Regions from separate parts of the Homo sapiens genome. Here region 2 is linked to region 1. The links are chromatin loops, found by intact Hi-C in ENCODE. Cell type or tissue: heart left ventricle. All regions are shown on one strand. Links, peaks and the distances in the headings refer to the core of each region. The heading gives the core; the rest is flanking DNA. Region 1 holds the start of LOC107984976 (a long non-coding RNA gene). Region 2 has its middle 21 kb from the start of CDRT8.

What was found. A loop is a pair of places that touch in the nucleus more often than their neighbours do. Peaks named below come from ENCODE experiments on the same cell type or tissue, not always from the same donor. Only the 100,000 strongest peaks of a DNase experiment are listed, where the experiment ranks them.
Region 2: it touches region 1 in a loop (2.0-fold over the local background); 4 of 110 quality-filtered maps call a loop at or near these places.

The regions. Positions count from the first base shown.
Region 1 is chr17:15,143,963-15,160,542 of GRCh38, forward strand. It overlaps LOC107984976 (a long non-coding RNA gene), which reads right to left and starts at 9,391. Exons shown (of 3, transcript XR_001753054.1): 1 at 9,247-9,391; 2 at 5,721-5,762. In heart left ventricle, for the core only: a CTCF peak has its summit at 12,287; no DNase peak of the experiment used is centred there; H3K27me3 peaks cover 515 bases.
Region 2 is chr17:15,080,200-15,091,146 of GRCh38, forward strand. No RefSeq gene overlaps it. Among named protein-coding and RNA genes, the nearest start is that of CDRT8, 21 kb to the right of the region's middle. In heart left ventricle, for the core only: no CTCF peak of the experiment used is centred there; a DNase peak (open chromatin) is centred at 7,882; H3K27ac peaks cover 1,615 bases.

The DNA.
Region 1 (16,580 bases), core at 8,076-16,075:
TTCTTCGGTAAGATCTACAACAAACGATTAGAAATCTCCACCTGCATTTTTAAATCTTTTTTTTTTTTTTTTTCTTTTTGAGACAGAGTCTCGCTCTGTCGCCCAGGCTGGAGTGCAGTGGTGCGATCTCGGCCGACTGCCACCTCTGCCTCGTGGGTTCAAGCGATTCTCCCACCTCAGCCTCCCGAATAGCTGGGACTATAGGCGCCCACAACCATGCCCGGCTAATTTTTTGTACTTTTAGTAGAGACAGGGTTCCACCATGTTAGCCAGGATAGTCTCGATCTCCTGACCTCATGATCTGCCTGGCTTGGCCTCCCGAAGTGCTGGGATTACAGACATGAGCCACCACGCCTGGCCTAAATCTTTCTTTACAATAGATAATATAGTACAAAATGGAACCTGTTTCTTGAGCCTTATGGTAGGGAGTGGGCAGTTGGGGAAGGTGCTCTTAAATCTTATCTATCCTGTAAGTAAAGAAAAGTAGACCCTTGATAAATGTGGTAATTAGAATTGAGGTAAAATAACAATTCTAGAAAAGAACCACAAAGAGGGACATTTTGATAGCCCTAGCCTTACAGCAAATTGAACCTGGATGAATGACTATTTTCTACAGTACGGTATATCTTTTTCAGAGAGTAGGATGGTGAGTCCCTGGGCAGAGGTGGGGAGTAGGGAATGGAATCGGTAGAGTTGCACTCACAGAAGATGAATAAGTTCTTGGAGATCTTATGTACAGCATGGTGACGATAGTTAATACTACTGCATTGTATACTTGAAATATGCTGGCCGGGCGCGGTGGCTCACGCCTGCAATCCCAGCACTTTGGGAGGCCGAGGCAGGTGGATCACGAGGTCAGGAGATCGAGACCATCCTGGCTAACACGGTGAAACCCCGTCTCAACTAAAAATACAAAAAATTAGCTGGGCGTTGTGGCGGGCGCCTGTAGTCCCAGCTACTCGGGAGACTGAGGCAGGAGAATGGCGTCAACCTGGGAGGCGGAGCTTGCAGTGAGCCAAAATCATGCCACTGCACTCCAGCCTGGGTGACAGAGCGGACTCCGTCTCAAAAAAAAAAAAAAAAGAAAGAAAGAAAGAAAGAAGTGTGCTAAAAGAGTAGATCTTAAGTGTTCTCACCCCCACGCCCCCTCCCCCACACACACAGAGTAACCATGTGAGGTGATGAGTATGTGAATTAGCTTGACTGTAGTAATCATTTCATTATGCTTAAATCAAGTTTAGCCTAAAACTGCCTCCTTACATATTTTAAGTTTGGCCTAAAGGTTTTTCTGTACATGGTGAACTATAACAAGTGGACGTATAAACAGACTGTAGCCTGCACTTGTGCCAATCACCAAGTTTTGGCCCATCAAATGTAGCCAACTGTTATAACCGTGTTCGAATAAGGCAAACACTGGGCTATAACCAATCCAACTGTTTCTCTACCTCACTTCCATTTTCTGTACGTCACTTTCCTTTTTCTGTCCATAAATCTTCTTCCACCGCATGGCCGTGCTGGAGCATACTCTGACTCTGAAGGCTGCCCTAATGTGTGAATCGTTCATTGCTCAGTTAAACGCCTTTAAATTTAATTCAGCTGATGTTTTTCTTTTATCAGATGAGGATGAGGATGGGATCCAAAGAAGAGCTTCTAACGACCCCCGAGGAATGCTGAGTGACCGAGCAAGGTACCCACTGAACCCAATTGTGTCCGTTGATCTCTTGGAGCAGCCAGGGATCCTGGTGAGTTCTCTCTGTTTCCAAAGCTGCACAGATTTGTGTTTTAAGCTCTCCAAGTTCCTTTGAGCAAATTCCTGATCCAAAGTGGATTTGGAAGTCACGACAGAAACTGGACTGGGTCCAAGATTGGATTTGATCTGGTAATTAACTGGCTTGGATCCAGTTAGAGGCCTCTTACATCTGGGTCAGAAAGAAACCAGTAGTAAATGGCAGTATTGCAGAGGGTATAAAATTTGGCTGTTGGAAATTCACAGGAATTTTTGTGTTCTACCCCGTTGTTTCATTTTTATTTTGCACTCAAATATTTAAAAAAAACATCATTGGCTAAGTTAATTAAGAAAACCTGAAAGGAAAACCAATATTTAGATAAAAATGGGATCCTTAATTTCTGAAGAACTGAGTTCCTTCTGTGTTATATATCCATAAGTATTAGGCCCCGGAAGCAGCAAAATCTTATCGAAATAGCAAAATCTTACTAAAGATAATTTATAGTGGAACATTCCAAATGAACAACATTGCACTGAAGTGTATTTGAAAATGAAGCCTTCCTAATTAGCCTCATCTAGGGATGCCTATTGATATGCAGAGGCTTCTAAAAAGATTTCAGTATTTTTATTTGAAGACTTTACAAAAGGCAAATAAAAAGCTTAAGTGATTAATTGATTAAAAAATTTAAATCTGCCTTGCAGTCTTTGCTGACAGCTATAGGTGACAGGATTAGGCATGTACAGAACCATGGAACATGGGGAACTTTCTTTCCCCAAAGGGGGAAACTTGAGAGCTGATGGGACTGCTGGAAAAGATCCCTTTGTGACTGACAAGTGGCTGCCTGAACTTTTGATTCAGTATTGCTGCAATGGGTGAGTCTTTCTCTGGCCTCCTTGAGCTCTTCACCTTCCCCACCCTGCTGCAGGCAATGCTTTTCTTTCTGTTTCTCTCTGTGAAAACCGGTTGCGGGAATGGTAAAAATCACCACCTCTCGCAAAGTTTTAATTAATGAGAAAAAGGATTCATGAAGCTAGTCTTAAGCTGTAGCAAATCTAGCGTACTTTGTGCTATGAATTTGTCTTTTTGTATCCTTCTGTCATGAAGAGGGGTGCCTTAGGATAGAACACGGGCTTGGGACCCCATAAGTTCACTGTTCAAGACATCCCAGCAAGCTGGTCAGTAAGAAACCTTCCTGCAGGTCCCTGAAACAACAACAACAACTGGATGAGGTTTCCACCTTGTCTTGTTTTATGTCCTTGGGAGCTTGACCTTGTAACCAAGTGGTGGTACTTTCTCTTGCTCTCCACCATCCAGGGCATGGGAATTTTGGGTTCATGTCAAAGGCATTGCAGGTGCCTTTGCAAGCTCAACATTAGCTGCTCTGGACTTCTTCTGGGAAGAGCAATGGAGATTGCCCAGCACTGTAGCTTAGTGGCTAAGGCTTTGCTTTTTCACAGCGGCAACCCAGGTTCACTCCTGGATTAGGGAATCAGTATTTACTGGTTGCTATCTCTGTGACCTTTACCGTTTGTTGATTCTTGGCCCCTCCATGAACAACTTCCAGCTTCTCTTCTTGAATCTTCCTTTCTCTCAGCTACCTTTAAAGATTCTAGATCTTATAAAAACTGCTAACCACCTCTTTGAAAACACCTTGTACACTGTGGTTAAGTCATAACATTAGTTAAGGCTTGTTGGTTTCAACTGTAACGTTACTTTTGGTAAAGGTTAAAAACCAGATATATTGGCTGTTTGGCCTCGCTAAAGTGGAGTGACTCGGCTTTCTCTATTGAACAGATTTTTATGTATGTTAAAGGATAATGAAAGAGTTTTGTTTGCCTTTTGAATAAAATACAGAAAAAAGAAGGGGAAGACAAGAGACAGATCGTTTGGAAAGCTAAGTCTTCTTTCTATCAATGGGTGAATGTTTTTGCCTTTTTAAATTTTTTTGAGTCATCATTTTGGCTAAATAAATGACTTACGGTGACTTGGAATTCTATTTCATAATATCAAGTATTCTAAACCTTTAACATATTTGATAAGCTTCCCCAAATCAAATTTCAGCTTCAAAATTGTCTTTTCTGACCTCTAACTTTGGGATGCTACACAGGGCCCCTGAAACATCCAAAAGAGAGGTCAACAGGATTATTTGACATGTGAAGTTACATGGGAAGCATTGTCAAAATAAAGAATAATGTTTAACCTTCTCTAGGTTATATTTTAGTGAATGATATTAATATATGTTCCAAAATTGTATGGGATTTCTAAAATTCTAATATGTCTGAGTATATGTTATCAATCATAATTATGGTTATTATGCTAAGTTATTGTAGACCACAGAAATAACCAAATTTCCATGTCAATTGTGTCTTTATAACTACTTAAAGTCATTTCCGCAGTTAATTGCTTAATGCTGATGCAGTTTCCGAAAACTTTACAAGCATGCAAAATCCTAGCATATGGTGTCTTTTAGGAGGTTCCTGAAAGGATGGAAAGGACCCTGAAAAGTATTCTTGAACACAGGTTTCTAGTAACTTTAGAATTGTATCATTTGGACCAAGAATTCCTGGAACTTTAATGAAAAGACTGACTGGTTTATAAAACTGTTAACCCAGGTAGAATAAAAATTAATTGAATACCAAGAAAACACTTTGCCAGATTTTCATGCTAAATCAGCCAATACTGAAATTGTTTAGATATACAATTTGAATCAACTCTATGGTCTATGTCAAATTACCTATGAAAACCCATCAGTTATCAGTTCTATGCAACTGAATTGGAGAAACCACTGGTATTCAAGAGGGCATAAGTCCAGTATTAAGCAGGGACTCATGGAGAACCAGGAGGGCAGCCTTGGCCTTCCTGAGTCCTTAAAGCTTTTCTTATTAAAAGTTCTGCATTCCATGACTCATCATGGAAAGGATAAAATGATCCAAATTAAATATATATAGATGTAGTGACTTTAAATTGCAAAAATAGTTTATGACCAATGTTTGGTTTGTCGATCCCATATTCCTGGGAAGACAATCAAAGCTTCAAGCACATTTGGCTACCTGATGAACCGTTTAAATATTTATAGAGGGATTTCACTCAATTGTCATTTTCAATGCATGTTTTCTGGTTGTATAAAAGCTTTCCCATGCAAGAGAGCTGATGTTATAACAGTAGATTATTATATATGGCACAGTGTATTTTCACCAGGTAAAGAAAGCTTTTTATGGTTCACTGACAGGACAATCAACCCCTTCACAATCTAGAACCTGAAGACTGGATCTTCTGAGAATGTCAGAGAAAGACTGGCCTTGCCATACACACTGCAACAAAACTTTAGGACCTTGAACCTTGATTTCATAATCTCACACCTGAGAAGTTTCCCTCCACACTCTTGGAACTGTACACCCATTGGAACCCTAAAGGTAAAGCCAACCAAAGAAGTTTCTCCCTGGAAGGAGATAGCATCCTTGATGTGAACAGCTTTTCCCAAGATCACAGATCAAGACTTCTCTACTATCATGAGACTCTTATCTTTGAATAATTTTCCCTTGCTTATGCCTCTGTGAACAATAGAAGTGAAAGGGAGGGGGAGTCTGTTGTGTGCACTTATGAGGTATACTTATTTCTGAAGGATTTTGCAGACAGACTTATACATGGATAAACTTCTGCCTTGATAGATGAAAGATGAAGGCCCAATGTAGGTGAGAAATTTTAATGGTATATACATTGCCTCACAATCAGTCAGAAACAAAGCATTGGTCACTCCTCTTAATCCACGTCATAGGTTAAAGAGAACATTGCCAGGAGGCCTTCACTCTTCTAAAAGGGCATCATTTGTTAGGTCCTATTTCCATGGCTTGGAGTAAAAGAGACAGTGATTAGAAATGCATTCCTCATGATAGGCTCTATAGCAGATTCTACTGTAAAGGCTGTGGTTACACAAGACTTTAAATTCTCTTGTGAAAGTTATGTTAAATAATAGAATTGCTTTAGATTACTTACTGGCTAAACAGAAGTATCTGTACAGCTGCTGGCACTTGTGGCCTATGAAGAAATACATCACATAGGGTATTATAGAGATTCAGTTGTAGGGGATTAACAAAGAGACTGCTTAGTTGAGTGAGTAAACTCTTTAGCTCCTTTTTTGATCTATTTAATTTTAGGTGGTTTCATTTATAAAGACCCTGGGTAAGGAGCATACTCCAAACTCTTGGTGTTATCCTCCCAACAGTCATAATAGTGTCTCCCTGGTGCACTGTATTCTCTCAAAAGTTTTAAATGTTTGCATGCAGCCATCTCTGTCATGTCAAATGGTCTCTCTTCAACTGGAATGACAAGAACTGAAAGAAATGTGTGGCCATGAAGGCACCATAACCTATGAATGACATGCTGAGACCAGAAACCCAAAATGATGGTAATTGAGAGTGGTGCTAAGGCCCTAAGTTTTGGTCACACTCTCACCTAAGGGGAGACTTTTAAAACAAAATTATGGGAGGCCATTGTTCAGGACTGAGCACATGCATTAGGCCCCAACAGATCAGACCAAACCAAAATGGAGCTGCTGGTGCTAAATGTCACATCAAACTAAGACTTTAAGAAAACATACATCCTAGAACAGACCAGGTTTTTTTTTTCTCCTGTAAACAGGACGTCTCAGCATAAAGAGGTCCCCTCTACACTGACCCTTACAAAAAACGAAATAAAATAAATGAACTGAAGTCCTTGTCCCCACCTTACAAACCCACTGTTCTGCTATTTCCCAGTGGGTTTCAAGACCAAATAAGTATATTTACAATAGTGATAATGACATCAGTGACTAAAGTTTTGGTCAGTCTCTCAAAATTAAGAAGATGACCAAAAGTGGGGAATTGTTTAATCAGGTTTAGCCTAAAGGTGCCTCCTTACATATTTTAAGTTCAGCCTAAAGGTTTCTCTGTACATAGTGAGCTATAATAATTGGAGGTGTAATAAGACTGTAGCCTACACTTGTGCCAATCATCGAGTTTTGGCCAATGAAATGTAGCCAACTGTTCAAACCATGTGCAAATAAGGCAAACACCAAGCTGTAACCAATCCGGCTGTTTCTGTACCTCGCTTCCATTTCCTGTACATTACTTTCCATTTTCTGTCCATAAATCTTCCACCATGTGGCTGCGATGGACTCTCTGAGTATACTTTGGCTCAGAAGGCTGCCCCATTGGTGAATAGTTCAATGCTTAATTAAATTCCTTTAAATTTAATTCAGCTGAAGGTTTTCTTTTATCACTATGTATATCAAAACATCAAATTATGTTGTTATAAAGCTATTATTTTAAAATACAAAGTAAAAATACAGTAAGTACTTTTCACAGGAAATTGTAGAACAAAAAATCCCAGACTTTCTCTACAGAAGTGGCCCATCTGGCCTGTGCACTAACCTGGGGGACCTTGACCAACCAGCAATGCCACTGCCTCCCACTCTGCCTGTGAACCTCTGCAAGATAAGAATGCTACTTCTGCTTGGAGTTGAGACACATGTTTTCCACTCTTGGCCAGAACTGAGGATGAGAGTGTTTCTCTTTAGCAACAGTCCTTAGGCAGAGACAGGAAGGGTTTGACTTTGTGGATTGGCCTCACCAGTGTGTTTTTTTGGCCTCTGGTTTATGCTGAGAATTTTTATCCACAGGTGGATGCTTGTATTGGTTTTCGCTTGGGAGTATTCGTCTGAGAAATCACTGCTGCAAAACTGGGATAGTCTGGCTCAGGAAAATCAAGCTTTCCAGCCAAGCAAGCCTCTTAGGCTGGGATTGCAGAGAGTGAACATCCTTTTTCACCTAGACTTAGGGAACTGAGTCTCAAAGATGCAGAAACAGCAATGAAAGCAGCCATATCGGTTGGTTGGCAAGAATAAGGAACATTATTTCCCCCCGATTCCAAGAAGAATGGATGGAACACAAAGAAACCAGGGGTCCCTGCTGGGGTCTCATGCTTCCTGGGGACATCACCTCCCTCTCTAAAAGGCTGAAGCCATCACACTTAAGTTTTCAACTTCCCTCTTCCCTCTCCATTTCAGAGCCTTTTTGTAGCTTCATCACTCTTCCTTCCTTAAATCATCTTTATCTTTCTGGTCTCTGAGAAGCAAGTGGCCTGTGTCATGGGCAACTTTCTTAAGTAGATTTCCTCTCATCGACATGATCATCTCTCTTCTCTGTACATTTTCAAGACTTGTATATCCCCCAAAAAGTAAAAACCCACCTTCAAGACTGCTACCCTGCGGGTCAAGCCCTCCTACCCTTCTCAGACTCTCTTGTGAATGACAGCTGGTGATAATACAAAATAAATATTTGGTTTCTGTCCCCAGTTCCTGACACTCAGCTCCCCAAACCCACAGACTTTCCAGAGTGATGAATGTATTTTGTTCCTTTGTAAGCAAATTAGATGATTGTTGGCTTGGGGTCCCTACTAGCTCCAAGACAGGGCTGGTGGCCAGGAAGGCCAAGACATTATTAGAATGTTGGAACTTTGAGTCCTACCCCTTAACCATCCGGGAGGGAAGAGGGGCTGGAAACTGAGTTAATCATCAATGGCCAATTATTTAATTATGTCATAAAATTCCTAAATGGTGGGGTTTGGAGAGCTTTCAGGTTGGTGAACACATCAAGGTGCTGGGAGGATGGTGTGCTCAGAGAGGGCAGGGAAACTCTGCACCCCTCCCCTCATACCTTACATCTCCTTGCCTTCCATCTATTTGGTTATTCCTGAGTGGTATCCTTTATAATAAACTGCTAATAGTAAGTAAAGCACTTATTTAAGCTCTGTGAGCTGTTTGTCTCCAAATACTGATCAACCTTTAAGGAGAAACCAATCTTATTCACTCTGCTATGTTGCCATCACATAACAGAGATTTTGGAGGAAATTATAAAGATGATTTTTATTGAAATCATCTCTCAAATTGGTGTGCTCTATTTATTATCAACTCAACTCCCCCATTTAAAAAAAAATCATCATTCACTCACTTATCTTCTCTCCAGCCATCACCCTTTTGTTCTCCTCTTCTTTCTATTCCAACTTCTCATAATGTTGCCTACTTTCTATCTCCAGCTCCTAATTTTTCAAGCCATTCTCAATGGCTTCTGTCCCCACCACTTCCTAAAACAGCCCTTCCTAAGGTCATCAAAAAACTATTTGTCACTATAAGCAATAAACTTTTTTTAATCCTCAATTTTACTTAATTTCTCATTGGTATTTGATAATGTTAATCACTTCTTTCTTCTTTCTTCTTGAAATGCTGTTTTCACTTCCTGGATATCCCTCTGGTTCCCTGGTTCTTCTCTGGCTCCATTGCAGGATCATGCTCCTTTATTCAACCAATATTTGTTGGATTTCTTCAAGACTGGTTCTAGGTCTTCTTTACTCACTGTATCCTCTATTCCAAAGCACCATCAGCCATGCCTCTGGCTTCTATTATCACCTGTTAGTAGATGACTAACACATTTACATCTTTAGCCTAGACCTGTCCTCCGAGTTCCAGTCCATTATTTTCATTTACCTGCTGGATCTACCCTCATGGACATCTCAAAATCTCCTGAGGCTCAATATAAGCAAAAGCGAACTCATTGCTGTGTCAGTCAACATCTTGGCAGGAAGAAATTGCACCTCCTATTGAAAATAAGAATTTGACAAAAAAATGTTAATAAAAGGACTTTTTGCCAAGGTGTGGACATGGTTAAAATAAACCAACAACGAACAGTAAGCTGGTGAAATAAATACTCTGATATCACCCTCTCTGCCCCGTGACCTCCTGACCATTGGCAAAACCAAGCCAGACACTAGAAAATATGGAAGCTTGTTGAGGCATAGAGGTCAGCCTTCTAGGGCTCAGATCAGGGTGGAAAGGGAATGGAACTAAAGGGACAAATGAACAATATTCAGCATGATGATTGTGTTAGTCCCGTTTGCATTGCTATAAAGGAATACCTGATGGATAATTTATAAAGAGAGGTTTATTTTGCTCACAATTCTGCAGAGTGTACAAGAAGCATGGCACCAACATCTGCTTCTGGTGAGGCCTCAGGAAGCTTTTACTCATGGCAGAAGACAAAGGGGAGCCAGTGTGTCACATGGCGAGAGAGGATCACATCGTGAGAGAGGGTGCAAGAGAGAGGCCATCTTCTTTTAAAACAATTAGCTCTTGCATGAACTAATAGAACAAAAATACACTCATTACCATGGGGAAGGCACGAAGCTATTCATGAGGGATCTGATCCCATGACCCAAACACCTCCTGCTACCCACTAGGCCCCATTTCCAACATCAGGGCTTACATTTCAACATGAGATTTGGAGGGGACAAACAACCAAACCATATCAAGGATCTTCCAATCAAAACAAGTTTTCTTGCATCATTCCCTACTTGGGGAATGGTACCACCATCATCCAGCCAATCAAACCAGAAACGTAGAATTTTCTTAATGTTTGTTCTGCCTTTTCCTGCAGACCCATGCCATCGAATGTCCTAGCAGAACTCCTCAGAACAATCTGGCTTAAACTATTTCGACACAACCTGCTTCAGATTTACACATACCTCTCATTCATAGCTCGCGTTACAATTGTAAGTTATGTTGCATATAGGATTACTTTACTAGCATCTTGCCTTCCCTCTAACCTATAAAATTCATGTTGGCAGAGACTATGATTATTTTTGTTCACCATGATTTCTCCAGTCTCTTGCCACAGTCCCTGGCATGGAGTAGGCACCGAATAATATTTGTTATTTGAGAACATGTTAGAGCTTGTGGGGATATATAGATCACACAGTCACATTCTATCATGAGGGGAGAGCAGGAATCATACCGTCAGAAGAGAAGGTTAAGCAACTTGTCCAAGAATTCAAAGTAAATTATTATTTTTTAATGGTAGATTTACTATTAACCAAGTGTTGGATCCTAAGAGTTTTACAAATGTATCGGGAGTAACTCTCAATGCACAAACTCAGACATATGGGAAATACCTATTACTATATTTTCTTTAAGTCCAATAAAATATAACTTTGAACCTGCTAAGTAGGCTGCAAGAAAATTCAGTTATTTCAGGTTCCTTCCCTGGTCTAAGAATTGCAACAGAATCAAGAAGGTTTGTGCAATATCTAGCAATGATAGGAAGGGCTTCTAGTCTCCAGTTAGTTGTAACCCTGCTGAAATCATAATGAGTCTATAGTGATGTGTTGAGATTAGAGGCTCACTGCTGCAATACTATCTGTAGGTTTAGTGCAGGAATCTGCATCTCGGCTGAAAGCCTCAGAACCCAGAGTCCAGCTTACCTGAGCATCCTGAAAAGAACTCCCATTACTTCCCACTGTCGAGACTTTAGAAGAAACTCTGTGGGTATGTGCTCTTACCCCACTCTGGCTTCGGTCCTCTCTTTTTATTGTAAAAACAAACTGATAATCTCTCCCTCCCTCCCACTTTCCCTCTCTCCTGGTATCCCTCAAAAAGGATTCCTTAATGGACTTTCATCAATAAGCTCAGGATTTAGTAAAGCAGAAGCTGGGAAGGGAAGTGGTTTACAGGCAACTCCTGCTATAATTGAAATTCTTTTTCAAAGCAAAGAAACATAGAAGACCTGTTTACTTTGGTAGAATGGATGTGGGGGAGGAGAAAACCAACAGAAAACAAAACATAACTGTATTTCTCAAAAAGTTTATTACCACACTAATATCATTTCATTAAACTTCACAGCAAGCTTGTGAGCAGTTAATTAATACAGCCTCCAACTTTTAGATGAAAAAAAAAACTGAAACAAAGAAGCTTTGAATAACTTTCCCAAGGTAACTCAACCAGTAGGTGACCAAGAAAGATTTAAGTTCAAACTCTGACTTCCCTGGAGCTTCTGTTCTGGCTCTGGGGAAATGAAGAGGAAGACAATAACTGGATAAGGCTCGACATCTATCATGACTTGACGGCATGAGCCAGGAAGCCTGTTATTAGATGGAAAAAAAAAAACAGGCTTAATCGCTTGGAATACAGAATGTAAAATGGGATTTCCCTGGTGTAGAGAAAAGGACAATAGGAAGAAGTTGGTTTGAGAAGTAGAAAGTAAAAATCTGAATTATCAAAAGAAGAAATTTAGAAAGGAAGATGTCCTTGGACTCGAGGCTCTGACTTGGATTTTCCACCTGTGAGTCATTCAACTTGTTCCAAAGGCAAGACGTGTTTTTTTTTTTAGCAATAGTTTTGAGTTGAGATTTTTTGTAATGAATTCCAAATGAAAACCCTTGTCCTCTTCGTGGGACAATCTCTTGGTTTAATGCCAAAGATTTACTGTTTGATGGAGAAAATGTTGTCAAAATACGGTTCCCATTCCATAGTCATCAGAAAACACATGGGAGGGATATATACACTTCCTGGACACACACACACACACACACACACACACACACACACACACAACACAGACACATGAATAACTTTCCTAAATAATTTGATGATACATTTGGAATTGATCTCATGCATATTAAACCCTCTGAAAAGTCCATGTCTATGAAGTGAAGCTTTAAATAGTAAGCTTTGTTGCCTACAAAGGTCAAATACACCCTCTTGTGGTAAAATGGCATATTTTATTTCCAGATGATTTCTATCATAGAGCTCACAACATGGTAGTTTGAAGAATAATGAGTACTTGAGAGGAAACAATGAAACTTATAATGCTTTTATGCTGTAATGTCAATGCCATTTTTAAAAAAATATTAATTCTATCTGTCTTATGGACTCCCATAAGCTCTAATTTTCAGATGAAAAAACTGAGGTTCCAAAAGCTTGTATAACTTGTCCAAGGCAAGCCAGCTAAGGAGTAGAACAGTGAAGTAAAACAAAGACATTGAATGTCCTCTCTATTACAACAAACATACCATAATAAAATGGATCCAACTGATTCCCAAAAGTTATGAGAGTTAATTATGAGAGTTAAGGCTGAAAAACTAAGACTGCCTGAAGGTGAATGTAATCTTGTAACAGATGCATGCGTAACAGATTGTATCAATGGTCTAACAGTTAACTGCCATAAGCAGGGGAAGGGGTCAGCTACCCAGGCGCGGGAGGACCTTCATTTTATTATTTGGCTTTCCACCCAATACTTGCTGTCCATCAGCCAATCACTTGTGAGTCCAATTCATCAATATGTTTTCAGTGTCTGATGTCTGCTAGGCTGTCCTAGGAACTAATGATATAGTAATCACCAAGACAGATAAGATCCCTGGCCTCACAGAGTTTATATTCAACCTGGGTATATTGGTTTTCTGTCATTGTACAACAAATTATTCGAGTGTTAAAACAACACTCATTTATAGCATGCAGTCCCCAAGGTCAAAAGATGAGCTGGAGTCCCTGCTTAAGACCAAAATTAAGGTGTTTGCCAAGCACTGCTCCTACCAGGAGGCTCTTGGGGGAAGAATCTGCTTCCAAGTTCATTCAGGTGGTTGGCAGAATTTAGCTCCTGGTAGTTGTAGGACTCAGTTCCCCAGTCGCATGTTGTCTGTCTGTCGGGGCCTCTCTCAGCTCCTTCAGGCTACTCGCATTCCTCATCCCATAGTTCCTCCCTCTTCAAACCAGCAATGACACATCCGTTCCTCTCATGCTTTGACTTCCTCTAACTTCCTCTTCTCGACCAGCTGGAGAAAATCCTCTGCTTTTAAAGGGCTCCTGTGATTCTGTAAGACCCACCTGGATCATCTCTTTTTTTGCCCTATAATATAATCATGGGAATGATATCTAAGCATATTCCCAGCTTTCACCCACACTCAAAGGGAAGGGGAGCATACACTGGTGAAGGTCCACTGACAGTCATTCTTAGAAATCTGCCTCTCACAATGGGCAAGACAGTCATGAAAACAAAAGCATAATTTTTGGTTCTGAAGCCTAAGAAAGGAAATAGGCTGCTATAATAGAGAGAGCTGAATAGTGAGAATGAGCTAGCTGCACAGAAGGAAGAGTGTTCCAGACCAAGAGAAGATCCTGAGATGAAATAAAATTTGGGATGTTCTGGGAATGGAGAGAGTTCAGCAAGGGAGAGAGTGGTGCAAGATAAGGTTGGAGAGTTGTGTCCAAACAAGCTAGTGTGGAGATTTGCAGACCTTGGTAAGGAGCTGGGATTTTATTTTTAACACACTTAAAAGTCAATGAAGCATTTAAAACTCAGGAAGAGTATGAACTGATTTGTATTTTTAAAAGATATTTTTTTTTTGAGACAGAGTCTCGCTCTGTTGCCCAGGCTGGAGTGCAGTGGCGTGATCTTGACTCACTGCAACCCCCGCCTCCCAGATTCAAGCAATTCTCTGCCTCAGCCTCCCAAGTAGCTGGGATTACAGGCATCCACCAGCATGTCTGACTAATTTTTGTATTTTTAGCAGAGACGAGGTTTCACCATCTCGTCCAGGCTGATCTTGAACTCCTGACCTCGTGATCCACCCACCTCAGCCTCCCGAAGTCCTGGGATTACAGGTGTGAGGCAGTGCACCCAGCCAAGACAATTTTAGATGCTGGGTAGGAAGGGGATTATAAGGGAAGAGAAGTAGAATCATGGTAAGAAGTTGGGGTACTTGGTGGATCCAGGACAGAGATGATGGGGCTGGGGCTATTGTGGAGGCAACAGAGGGGGTGTAAGGAGGGCTCTTCCAAAGATACATTTGAGAGCTTTGACTGACAGGACTTCCTGGTAGACTGTTCATTTCTTTGTTATATATCATCACCTAGAATTGAGATTTTACACATTTTAATAAAAACAAATGTAATGTCATTTGCAGCAAATATGTTTATGCACCTGGGAAGAGCAAGAGACTTGACTGCAACCCCAGGAGGAGTGAACAGAGGTGTCAGGGGTTGGGGAGCAGCACTCAGTGCAGAGGAGACCCCATCAGGATGTGTTGGAGAAAGAACGCAGCCCGCCAGCCTCAGGCTTCCAAAGCAGGTATTCTGGAAGGCCAGTCAGCAGGAAGGTGAAACTCCCCACCCCGGGCAGACTCCTTCAAACAGAAGGTCTCTCTTAGCCCACAGGGGACCACAGGATCTAACCTAGCAAAGGAGATTTCGATATAAAATTTCCTTTCCTGTTGGTCTGTCCTCAAAGATTTCACAAAGATTCACATAAATGCTTAGGGAATCTATGAACAAAATCTCAGGATTGTGTAGGCAAAGACCTACATCTCTAAGAGTGAATGGTGTAAATGAAGACCCATATGAGGAATCGAAGCAAATTACTTTCTTCAAAGTAGCCTCAGTGCAACTAACTCACACAGAGAAAACTTTTTGAAGAACTTTATATTCTCAAAGATGTTTAAGAAAATGTTACTTCATTTCAAAAAAAATAAAGCACAGGCCATCATAAAATAGAACAGGCATTCACTCCTACCCTTCATTATGTTATATATATAAAATGTATAACATGTATAAATGCACACACATACATACACACATCAATGTGGAGCCTTCTGTCCTTTCTACAGTCTGGAATCATTCAAATAAATATAGGCATTATCCATTGTATTATATTGAACTCAGCTGTAAAACCATTTGAGTCTATTTCCTTTTTTAAAATACCAGCTCTGTAATTATCATTTTAGTCCTTTCTGTGTCTGTCCTGGTTTCTTAACTCTTCCTGGATCCATTTCAGAAGTGAATATTTTAATAGGAGCCCTTCTGTGCCCTCAAGATCTTAAAATATATTGCCACATCGTTGCACATAATAGTCTCTAATATTTCTTTAAATCTCTTCCATATTTATACCTCCCTTCTTGTTACTAACATGGCATGGTGTTGCTTGTTTGCTTTTTATTTCACCAGAATCAGCAGAGAAAAAACTATTTTATTAGCCCTTTGAAGTAACAACTTTTGGTTGTATTTATCTCTTCAACTCTTCCTTCATTTTCTAGTGAATCAATATAAGCTGTTTATCCTCCCTAATACCCACCTCTTGCTTTCCTTTGTTTTATTTTGGATTTTTTTTTTTAATTTGTAAGATTATATACTTTCTTCATTAGCTCGGTGTCTTTATTTAAACTTAAACATAATGTCATGTAAAACTATACAATTTTCTATGTATTTTAGTCATGACCCACAGGTTTTGCTAATGAAATATTTTATTTTTATTCTTTTTGAGAAAACCTGTTGGCCGGGCGCGGTGGCTCACGCCTGTAATCCCAGCACTTTGGGAAGCCGAGGCGGGTGGATCACGAGGTCAGGAGATCGAGACCATCCTGGCTAACACGGTGAAACCCCGTCTCTACTAAAAATACAAAAAAAAAATTAGCCGGGCTGGTGGCGGGCGCCTGTAGTCCCAGCTACTCGGGAGGCTGAGGCAGGAGAATAGCGTGAACCCGGGAGGCGGAGCTTGCAGTGAGCAGAGATCGCGCCACTGCACTCCAGCCTGGGCGACAGAGTGAGACTCCATCTCCAAAAAAAAAAGAAAAAAAACTTGTTTTTTCAGGTATGATCTGGTTTAGGGGTTATTTGTGAGAGTGTGTTTTTAATTTATGCAAAAATCGCTTTTGGTCCATTTTGGTTTCATTGTTCATTTCTAGTTTTATTGAATTATGATAAAAGAATGCGGTCTATAAACTTTGCACTTTTGGTAAATCATTAAAGTTTTCTTTCGGTCAAGTACATCATTGAACTTTTATAAGTGTTCCATAAGCATAAGAAAAAAAAATAACCTTTTTTTGTCATAGAAAGACATGTTGTCTCTATCAGTGTGTTTCTGCAAGCATGTGTGCACTGAATAACCTAATTTTAATTGTATATTACTTTATAGCTTGGGTTGTTCAAACACTAGATAAATCTACTTATATTTTGCTATTTAATTTGTCCAGTTTGAAAGGAGTACAATAAAATTTCCA
Region 2 (10,947 bases), core at 2,948-10,947, 69 kb before region 1:
TAGACATTTGGGAACTAACAATATCAAGATGGTATTTAAATAAGGAGAAACTGAAAAGCTCATCCAGGACAGATTTCAGAGACAAAAAAAGTTCATTCTAAGCCCCAGGGAACCCCAACATTTAGAAATTTGGTGAAGAGAGAAAAACAAGCGTAAGGGACCAAGAAACAGGAGTCAGCTCATAAAAGAGAAAAATCAACGATCTTTCAATCACAGCAGGCAAGAAGCAAAATATTTCAAGAACTACGTGGCCGTCAATGCCAAATGCCTGTAATAATAATACATGTTTGATAAAGACAAAGAGGCGCCCACTGGATCAGGAAACATGGAGGTCCCTGGGGCCCTTGACAAGGCCGTTTCAATCACATGTGAGAGGCAGAGCTGTGATTTAGAGGGTAGAAGAACAAATATGGGGCATGGGGGCACGTGCCTGTAGTCCCAGCTACTCGGGAGGCTGAGGCCGGAGAATCGCTTGAACCCGGGAGGTGGGGGTTGCAGTAAGCTGAAATCGTGCCACTGCACTCCAGCCTGGGTGACAGAGCAAGACTCTGTCTCAAAAATAAATAAATAAATAAATAAAATTTTAAAAAAAGAACAAATATGGCAGGGAGTGACTGAGCAGAGGCAGCATGTATGAGAAAACCTTTTGGGTGACATTTGGCTACTAAAGGTAAAAAGGAGGGGTTAGGCTCAAGGAAAGTCTCTCTCTTTTTTAATGAGATATACCTACTGTTTGTCTTCATCAGTGGTGCGTTGGTAAATGCTTAACAATGGGCGCTCAGAGGGAAAGCTCTGTTGTGTAGCATTAGCCAGTCTCTGCAGTGTAAATACTCTCACGGGGTATGTAATTTCAAGCTATACATGTGAAATCACTGGATGTGGACTTGGGAAGAGATGCTCAGAATCGGCTCCTGCAAGCCAGTACCACCTGGCTCCAGCACAGCTCTGCTGTTGATGTTTGCATTTTAGGGGCATCATCTGGTGGAGAGCAAGGGATCTGCAATACAGGGCATAGAGCCCTTGCAAAGGATAGAGTGGAAGGGATTCAGAGGACAAGAGAGAGTAGGAACATTCCTCCATTGTAATAGGAGATAAAAGGAAACAGGTGCAAATGTAAATGTTGACAGAATTCCCATCCGTCCTTTTTCTTCATAAAGAAAGAGTCAAGATCATCAGCTAAGAGAGGCAGGGGCTCAGAAATTTAAGCTTAATAGAAAACATTTGCAATCTTTATTACACATGGTGGGACATTGAATTGGATTTTTATTTTACAAGTATGGTACAATTTTCATAATGAAACTCTAAGCTATTTGAGGGCAGAGACTGTCTGATATTCTCATTTGTATTCTTTGCATCGCCTCACACTGTATTATACACATGATTAGGATCAAGAAATTCTTATTCATTGACTGACCTTGAAATCTGGGGTTAAGATCTTTTTCTGGGATGAAACCGACATATTTTATAAACTCACCACTCCCTGAGCACTCATTATTAGACTTCAATAATATAATCTCCATGGTGAAAATAAACATAAAAATTGAACTTAACGGCAGGGCGCAGTGGCTCACACCTGTAATCCCAGCACTTTGAGACGCCAAGGCGAGCGGATCACGAGGTCAGGAGATCGAGACCATCCTGGCTAACACGGTGAAACCCCGTCTCTACTAAAAATACAAAAAAATTAGCCAGGCGTGGTGGCAGTCGCCTGTAGTCCCAGCTATTCGGGAGGCTGAGGCAGGAGAATGGCGTGAACCTGGGAGGCGGAGCTTGCAGTGAGCTGAGATCATGCCACTGCACTCCAGCCTGGATGACAGAGTGAAACTCCGTCTCAAAAAAAGAAAAAAAAAATCGAACTTAACTACCAATTTGGGATTTCTTAAAAGAGCTTCCTCAGCATTCCAAATTCACTCTTGGGTGGTAACCTGTACCCTACTACTTTGCATTCTAGCTTAGTGGTACAGAAACCCTTTAAACAATTTTTTTTCCCTACTCCATGGCTGAATTCTTATGCCACAGCTTCCCTCATTTTGCAGGGGAAGAAGGATCTCACTGACCTAAGCCCCAACTTCACCTTTGCTACTTCTGCTTGTCATCACCCAGATACCATAGCCCCCTCATAACACACAGAAGCCTTTCCACTTTACTGTCTGTCCTCACTCTGCCCACTTCTTTAATATGCATGAAGGGCGGGACTTTATGTGCTGGGCGAGTCTGAGGGGCTCTGCCCTAGGATTCCAGAGAACACCCATCACCCCACTGCCACCACCCTGAGAATATACCATTGCTCCCTCCTTTATAGTTGCTGTCTTTTTGTATTTCATATCCAATAGACTATATTCTTTTCATATTTCTGTAGACTTTTTATCATCCTCAATCATTCATCCAACAAATATTGTCTTTTTGTGCTAGGCTTTGTGGGGAATACAAAAATAAGAGAGACTTACCTTTTCTTGTCTCCCACACAAAGACCATAGCCCAAACTCTTCATGCCTCTTTGAAGCATATGTAGCAGATGTCTGTGAAGCACCTACTGTGTGTGCCAAGGCCTGTAACACTCATTTTATGTGTATTATCTGATTGGTCCCTAAAAGCTGGTCCATGAGCCAGTACATTTTATATGGTCTTTTTTTCTGGTCTGCAACGTATTAGAAATAAATGTTGCAAAAAGCCAAATATACCCATTTTAAAAAACTGTTTCATGTTCCAAAATTATGTCATTTCTACTTTTATTAATAACATAATGCCTGTTTATTATATAAGAGTGGCAGATTTGATCTGGCATGTTTGATTTTCTTTTTTACATTCTTAGTTGGTAAAATGAAGGCAATCTTAATGTGGGTTTCCAGTGTTAGTAAGAACCCTTTGATTGCAAGTAATACAGAACCCGACAAACTGGCACACAGAACTGAATTCAGGTAGAGGACCTTCAAGCAGAATTAGATCTTGAAGTTCATGATGCTCCTGGAGCTCTGGCTCCTTTTTGAGGATATTTTCTCCACTTATTTGCCCATCTCTTTTGTGACAACTTTAACCCCAGGCTGGGTTCTCACTGTAGTAAAAGAGCTGCAGCCAATCCAAGCCTCAAATAAGTCCACTACGCTGCTCAGAGAAGGTGAAAGGGCTTTTGTTGCTGCGCACCAAGCAAAAGTCACGAGGTTTACTTCAGTGACACCAGCTGGGTCCCCTGTCCACGCACAAACAAATCACTGTGGCCATGGGAACTCTGCAGGATGGAATGTCCTCCCCTGGGAAGAACATGGGAGAGAGGCAGACATTCTTTCCAGTTGAAGCAGGGAGGTAACTGACAACACCCACAATAGCTAACAGAAAGTTGGAGGTGCCAGAAGCCTTCGAGTGCTTTACATAGATGATCTAATTTAATTCCCACAGACACAAGAAGAGGGAGATTTTATTAGGAACCCATTTCCCAGGGGAGGACACTGAGGCTTGCGGATGAAAGGTAACTTGTGTAAAATCGTAGGGTTGAGAAGACTAGAATTGTCAGGGCTCAGAAACCAATGCTTTAAATTATGGTGCTTTGACATGCTGAGGTGAGGAAGGTCTCTCTGACCTCCCCCATTCCTGTCTCTCAATCCTCCGTCTCTCCCAAAGCACTGAATGAAGTTCTCTGAAGTTCCCCTATCTGCCTAAAGCCCAGACCTGGCAAAGAATAAAACAATTACCTCTCGTCCCTTCCCTGAGTTTTCAACTGACCTCATATGCAGGAAGAAAGACTGAAGTCTGTCAACACACCTGGATGGACTTTTGTTACAAACCATTGTCTGGGCTGGAGGCCCAAAGACTCTGTTCCAGGCCACTGTATGTTCTTCAAGTTCATTTAATTCCCCTAAAAATCACTTACTACCCCCTTAAAATCATCCGTATTTCCCCATTACTCTTTCCCTAGGAAGTAATGTATATAATGTGAACCCAAAATACCTGAGACAGGTTCCAGTCAATTTAGAAAGTTTGTTTTGCCAAGGTTAAGGACAAGCCCATGACACAGCCTCGGGAGGTCCTGATGACACATGCCTAAGGTGGTTGGGGTACAGCTTTGCTTTTATACATTTTAGGGAGATGAGACATCAATCAATATGTGTAAAATGTACATTGGTTTGCTCCAGTAAGGCAGGACAACTCAAAGTGGGGACTTCCAGGTTAGAAGTAGATAAAAGACAAAAGGCTGCCTTCTTTTTTTGTTTGTTTGTTTTGTTTTGTTTTGAGACAGAGTCTCACTCTGTCACCAGGCTGGAGTGCAGTGGTGCGATCTCAGCTCACTCCAATCTCCGTCTCCCAGGTTCAAGCGATTCCCCTGCCTCAGCATCCCAAGTAGCTGGGACTACAGGTGCCCGTCACCACACCCAGCTGATTTTTTTTGTTTTGTTTTGTTTTTGTATTTTAGTAGAGACGGGGTTTTACCATGTTGGCCAGGCTGGTCTCAATCTCCTGACCTCGTGATCTGCCTGCCTCGGCCTCCCAAAGTGCTGGGATTACAGGAGTGAGCCGCAGCGCCTGGCCAAAAGGTTGCATTCTTTTGAGTTCTTGATCAGCCTTCCACTAAATACACAATTTAGCCTGGCTTGGTGAATCTGCCTTTTTACATAAACAATATAGCAGAGGAAGCAATCAGATATGCATTCATCTCAGGCGAGACTCAGAGGGATGATTTTGAGTTCTGTCTGTCCGTTGTCCACAAGGAATTTCCCTTTAGGCAAATTGTGAGGGTTATCTGTAGCTTCTTATCTCTGTAGCTATCCGATTTAGGAATAAAATAGGAGACAGATTTGCCTGGCATAGTTTCCAGGTTGATTTTTCCCTTGGATTAATGATTTTGGTCCCAAGATTTATTTTTCTTTCACAATAAGCATCTGTACCACTTTGGAATATTGGATAATCACTCTATGATTTCCTTCTTATGCATGTTAATAAGTGCATATGCCTTTGCTCCTATTAACCTGCCCCTTGCAGGCTGATTTTCTGTGATCTTTCAGAAGGTGAAGGAGAGTTTTCCACTGACCCCTATAGAATCCAACTGCATCTACCCCAGAGCTCTTGCTCTTGCCTACCATCCTGCTTTCTATACTGCTTCTAGGCTGGTGCATCTGCAGCTGTTTTGTCACTAGAAGAAGACAGCTTGCCTAAGAACAAAATCAATCAAGCCAAAGCCAAAAAGCAAGAGAGAAGAGAAATCAAGTCCTGACCATTTCATCTGAACTCATAGATTGAACCATGCATGAAGCTAAAACTACCTCTACATGAAGCTAAAACCATTCATGAAACTAAACCGTGCACACATGAAACTATGTATAAGGCTTATTACACATGAAGCTAAAACCATCTCTGGACTAAAACATATAAGGCAATAAATTTTTTGTTTCTGCAAGTTTAAGCTTTCTATTATTTGCAAGAGAAAAAACATACAGTTAAGAAATACAAATATTTCAGAATAGCACTTTAGAAATTCTACACCAAATATATTGCAGGAACCAATATTACATGGATCAGGATGGCTAACCTATATAATGTGATCTTTTTTAACATTATCTAACATATGCTGCAAATAAAATATTTTTTAAAAAGAACAAAAATATTATAAACAGCATAATCAACCAGCATGTACAAGTTATCATTGAAGCTTCATTCCCCGTATCTTAGGGATGCTTTTATATTTTGGTAAAGGATGCTCAGCAGCCAGATATGTAAGGCAATATGATTCCGTCATGCTAGTAAATCAGAGCAAAGATCAGCATTCCTTGTTAGAATGTGATGTTTCTAAAGAGAGATCATCTCCTTGAAAGAACCATGCAATGCTAATGTTCATACAGAAATGCAAGAGCCTGGACGTGATTGCTATGACAAAAAGACTCTCACTTCAAGATGATGTGGGATCTCTCAGTGGGGCACCAGGGGTGTGTACACACGAGAAAATGAAAACAAAATGATTCATACTAAAACCAGTCAATGGGATGCAGATCTATTCATTTTAAGCTAGGGTCCAGAATTTCTAACAGTCCTGGTCTTGCTCTGAATTGTGGACTAACTATGATGTCACAGTCTCTCCCCTAAACTCCTCTTCCTTTCTAACCTGCCATCTATACCCCCAGGGTTTCCCCTTACTGCAGCTCCCCTAAGACTGATATGGACACTACAGGAGAGACCAAGATAGGCCACTGGTAAAGAAACCTCAGTCCTGGTCGCATTTGGTCCTGAGTTTATTGTCCTGTGGAGCCGGGATGCTGAATTGATATTCTGATGTATGGGGGCAGGGAAATTATGCATGCGGGAACTATAGTAATTATGTTAATTGAGGAGACCTCTTTGTTGTGGGATTTCCAGAGCAAGAAGCAGCTTGTGTCAGAGATTTACAGTAGAAGTCCTAAAAATAAGACCCCCAGGTGTGCCCCAGGGGGTGAAGAAAGAGGTAGCTGAGAGGTTAATGTGGGAACAAAGAAAATGTACTGGAATCAAGCATTAACAAGCTACAACATAAGGTCCAAGACTGTGAATCTCATGAATAAGGAGGAGGGGGTTGAGGGAGGGGAGGCAAGAATGCAAAAAGCTCTGCAAAAAAGCATCATCTCTGGAAATTCATGCGTGAACAAAAACGGTCCAGCCAGAAACTGATTTTAGACGGCTAAGAAAATAAAGGCAGAGCAGTTGCTGATCAGAAAGCAAGTCAACACAAGTCAAGGCAGACGGCACTGAGGGGGTGTTGGTGAGGCCTCTGGTGCTGTGTGTCCAGGCAGGGGATAGACCTCCAGATTCGAACAGATGCTGTGCCCAGAAGAAGCTGGGGCGCCTAGAGAATGAAGAGTGCGCTCTCTCCCTCTCTCAGTGGTACCCCTCGAATGGCCCACACGAGAAACCTAAGAAGGCTCTGTTAAACCTAGGAACACAGCCAGCTGAGGCATTTCTCCAGACTCCTTCAGGCCAAGGGAAGAAACTGTTCTATTTTATTTTTTCTCTGCCGTGTGTTCTTTTGCTACGTAAAATGGAGGCAAAACAGAGAGGAAATGGGACTACTGGTTTACCCAAATTAACCTATAGCTGAAAAGACATCTTCTCCTGACCCAGAAATGAGGAATCACTTTTTTTTTATTTCCAAAATCAACCCTTCTTTCTGTATAGGAACTTCTCCTTGTGTCTCACAACCGTCAAGGTATAATCTGTTTCTGAAGGTAAAATAAACAAATGAACGAAAACACTCTGTATGAATGGAATTGCCACCTCCAACTTCATTCATCTCTGGTTTTCTGCCTCCTTTTATGGCCATGTGTCTGCAGTGAGCAGGTCATATCCACTCCCACCTTTTTCTCGCCATCTCTTTCTCCTTTATCCTGAGGATCATGACTCCCACCCTCACCTCTTTATTGAAACTGCTTCAAGATGCCTCTGATCCCCTTATTAAATGCAGTCAGTGTCTTTCCGTGGGTCCATATTCTTCTTCACTATCCTGTAGCAATCAAAAGTGTTATCTGTGATCCCCAGTCCTCAGAACCAAGTTTCTTTGGCGTCAGCGATCCATTGGGGCTGTAGTTCTCTAACTACTTAGCAACTCTCTAAGTTATTGGTAATGGCTTTCACCTGGCATCCACATCAGAATACCCTGGGGGCTTGTTATAAGGCAGATTGCTAGGCCCCAGCCCTACAGTTTTGAGTCAACAGATCTGGGTGGACCAGCTCAGAAATTGCAAATCAAACAAATTTTCAAGTGATGCTGTTGTATCTGGTCCAGGGACCACTCTTCAAGCACCACTGCTCAAATAGCTGTCAGCATAGGGAGTGCATTAAAGTTGTCTGGGGCTGAGCCATATTTTAAAATATGCCTGGCCCCAGTACAGACCAATTAAGTGAGAATCTCTGGGATGGGGCCTGGGCTGTCCCTGTGGTTCTGACATGAAGTCAGTGTTGACAGTCTGCATTTGGCTCCTTCCTTAGTTCCACTTGGTCATGCAAACTTCTATGGTGGCCAGCGTCAGACTCAGTCCCTCTTATCTTCGCCCTTCAAGCTTGGTATTCTCTCCCTCCCAGCAGGATATTATAAGGCCTGACCTAACACAGTGGCTATGGAAAAAGAGACAAGGTCAGCTTTAAAAGGTATTTGGAACCCGGAAGTAACTCTACTTAGTGGCCAATCAAATAAGAGCACTGAAAGAGAAAAATAATTCACTTATTTAGTAGTAGCTACAGAAATAATATTTGCACTTTTCTCAAATACTGGAAAGACCGCAATCAACATCCACCCAATAATCTTCACAAATATCATGCCAAGACCTGTGTCCACCAGCTAGAAAATAGTTTATTCATCTATTCAGGGATCAGAAGGCATAACCTCCCTGTTACCTTGTCAAAAAAAAAAAAATCTTGTCTCTATTTGGAGACAAGATTTTTTTTTTTTCTTTTCAGACAGAGCCTCTGTCGCCCAGGCTGGAGTGCAGTGGCGCAATCTCAAAGATCACTGCAACCTCCACTTCCCAGGTTCAAGTGATTCTCCTGCTTCAGTCTCTCTAGTAGCTGAGATTACAGGCATGTGCCACCACGCCCGACTAATTTTTGTATTTTTAGTAGGGATGGGGTTTCACCATGTTGGCCAGGCTGGTCTCGAACTCCTGACCTCAGGTGATTCACCAGCCTCGGCTTCCCAAACTGCTAGGATTATAGGCGTGAGCCACCACGTCTGGCCTGGAAACAAGATTTTGTTTAGTTTTGTTTGTTTCACATTTTTGGAGGTTTCATATCTTCTTTCTTTTTTCTCCTGATAAACCAAACTTCAGTAAGAATCCCACATTTGCCGTTTGCATTGTGGTATCAATTTGTTCTCTCTCCGTGTATATTCATGCACAAACTGCTTTTTCTTTTCCTTTTAGTTCTTTTACTATTTTTTTCCCTCTTTGCATCCAAAGTAGTCATTTGTTCCAGGCATGTTAGATGGATCAATATTAAAACATTTATCCATTACGTTGATTACAACAGCAAATTAAATAAACAGGCAGTGAAAAGGCATTTGATAGATTTCAGCAAACATAACTATTGCTGAAATAAACAGAAATACATAGAATGCCCTAAGTATGATGAAGACTATTACCAAAGCCCGAAATTCAAACATCCTATTAAAATGTGAAATAGTAATCAATTTCATTAAAACCAGAAAGAAAGAAAACAGAGATACCTTCAAGCATCATTTATATTCAACATGGTTTTAGAGAGTCTAGCTAATGTAATAGTAAAAGGAAATGAAATGAGTGGAATTAATTTGGGAATGAAGACAGCAAATTACCTTTATTTATAGATTGTATCATAACCATATGCCTAGAACAGCCAAGAGAATATAGTAATAATTTTTTAAAACTATTGGAATTAAAGAGTAAATTTCGTTTGAAAAATTTATTAATAAATACACAGAAGTCATCTTTGTATTACCTGAAGTCATTTAGAACAAAGAGGCAATTTTAAAAATTCCATTAATGATCAATCACATTAGATAGATATTAAATTGCCGAGGAATCAACAAAAATGTTGTATGGGAAAAATCAATGAAAAATATAAAATAAAATCTAAATAAATGGATGAGGAAACAATATTGCAAAAATGTCAGTTCTTCTCAATATAAATTAACTTTTAATAAAAATCATAAAAGGTTCTTTAATGAAAACGGTTAGTATGATTTTAAATGTCGTATTGAAAGATCAGTGTGTAAGGATCGCTAAGACAATGAAGAAAAAGAGTGAGGGAGAGATTATACATGAAATGGTGCAATCAAAATAGTATGGTATTGGCATAAGAATGGTCAAATAAATCAGTGGACAAGCGTCCAGAAGTAGATCCAAGTATATGTAGAAACTTAATATATGATAAAGGTGGTATTTAAATTCAGTCATGAGAGAATGGTTTATTTTATAAGTGAGACTGGAATAATTGGTCATTCATCTGGAATAAAGCAATATTAGTCTCTTACTTCAGTCCACACACAAAAATAAACTTCAGATGAATTAAAGATCTAATGTAAAAAATAAAGCATTCGAGATTTGGGGGAGAAAAATATAGGAGAATATTTATATAGCCATTGGGTAGAGAAGTCCTTATTAAGCAAGAAAAGATCCCCAAAGCCATAAGAAAAAAAGCAACTAAATGCTATTTCAAAAATTAGAAATGGATAAATGGATAAAGGCACTATAAATAAAATTCATTCAGGGGACTGTGATAGATTGGTAAGAATATTTGCCAATATAATATTTGCCAATATTAGCAATAAGAATATTTGCCAATAAGCTCAAAGAGTTAATATCCCTGTTGTACAATTAATTTTTTCAAGATCAAATAAAAATAGACAAATGGGTATGGCATAATCAACAGGAAATTTGTTCAAGGGAAAACGGAAAGGGCTAACAAACATATGAAGAGATGCTCCGTCTTGCTAGTGGACAGACAAATACAAATGAAAACAAATAATATACTCTCCTCCACCCTTGGATTAGACAAAATGTCAGGTCTAGTGGCGACAATGGCGATGATGATGACGATGATGATGATGATGACAAAGATGACACCTACACTGTGCTTAAAGGTACCAGTCATAAAATTGGCATAAAATTCTAAGAATCGTACGTGTAATCATTCATTTAATCCTATCAATAGCCCATGAAGTAGGCACTATTAGTACCCTCATTTTGTAGGTGAGGAAATTTATATACACATATGAAATAAAATTTTCGGAAAACAATACTTATCCTTACCACATGCAAAGTTCTCTGATATTTACTATTCTTTTCTATGCTGCCTCACTTAAAAATTACTGGTTGGGTAAATTGATTTTATGATACACAAAGGGGTAAACCCGCAAGTTGAAAATGCCTGACCTACAGAAATGTTCACAGATTACTAAAACAATGAGTTTCTGAGTAAAGTGCACACTTTAATCTCATTTATAGAAGAAGAAAAGAAAGA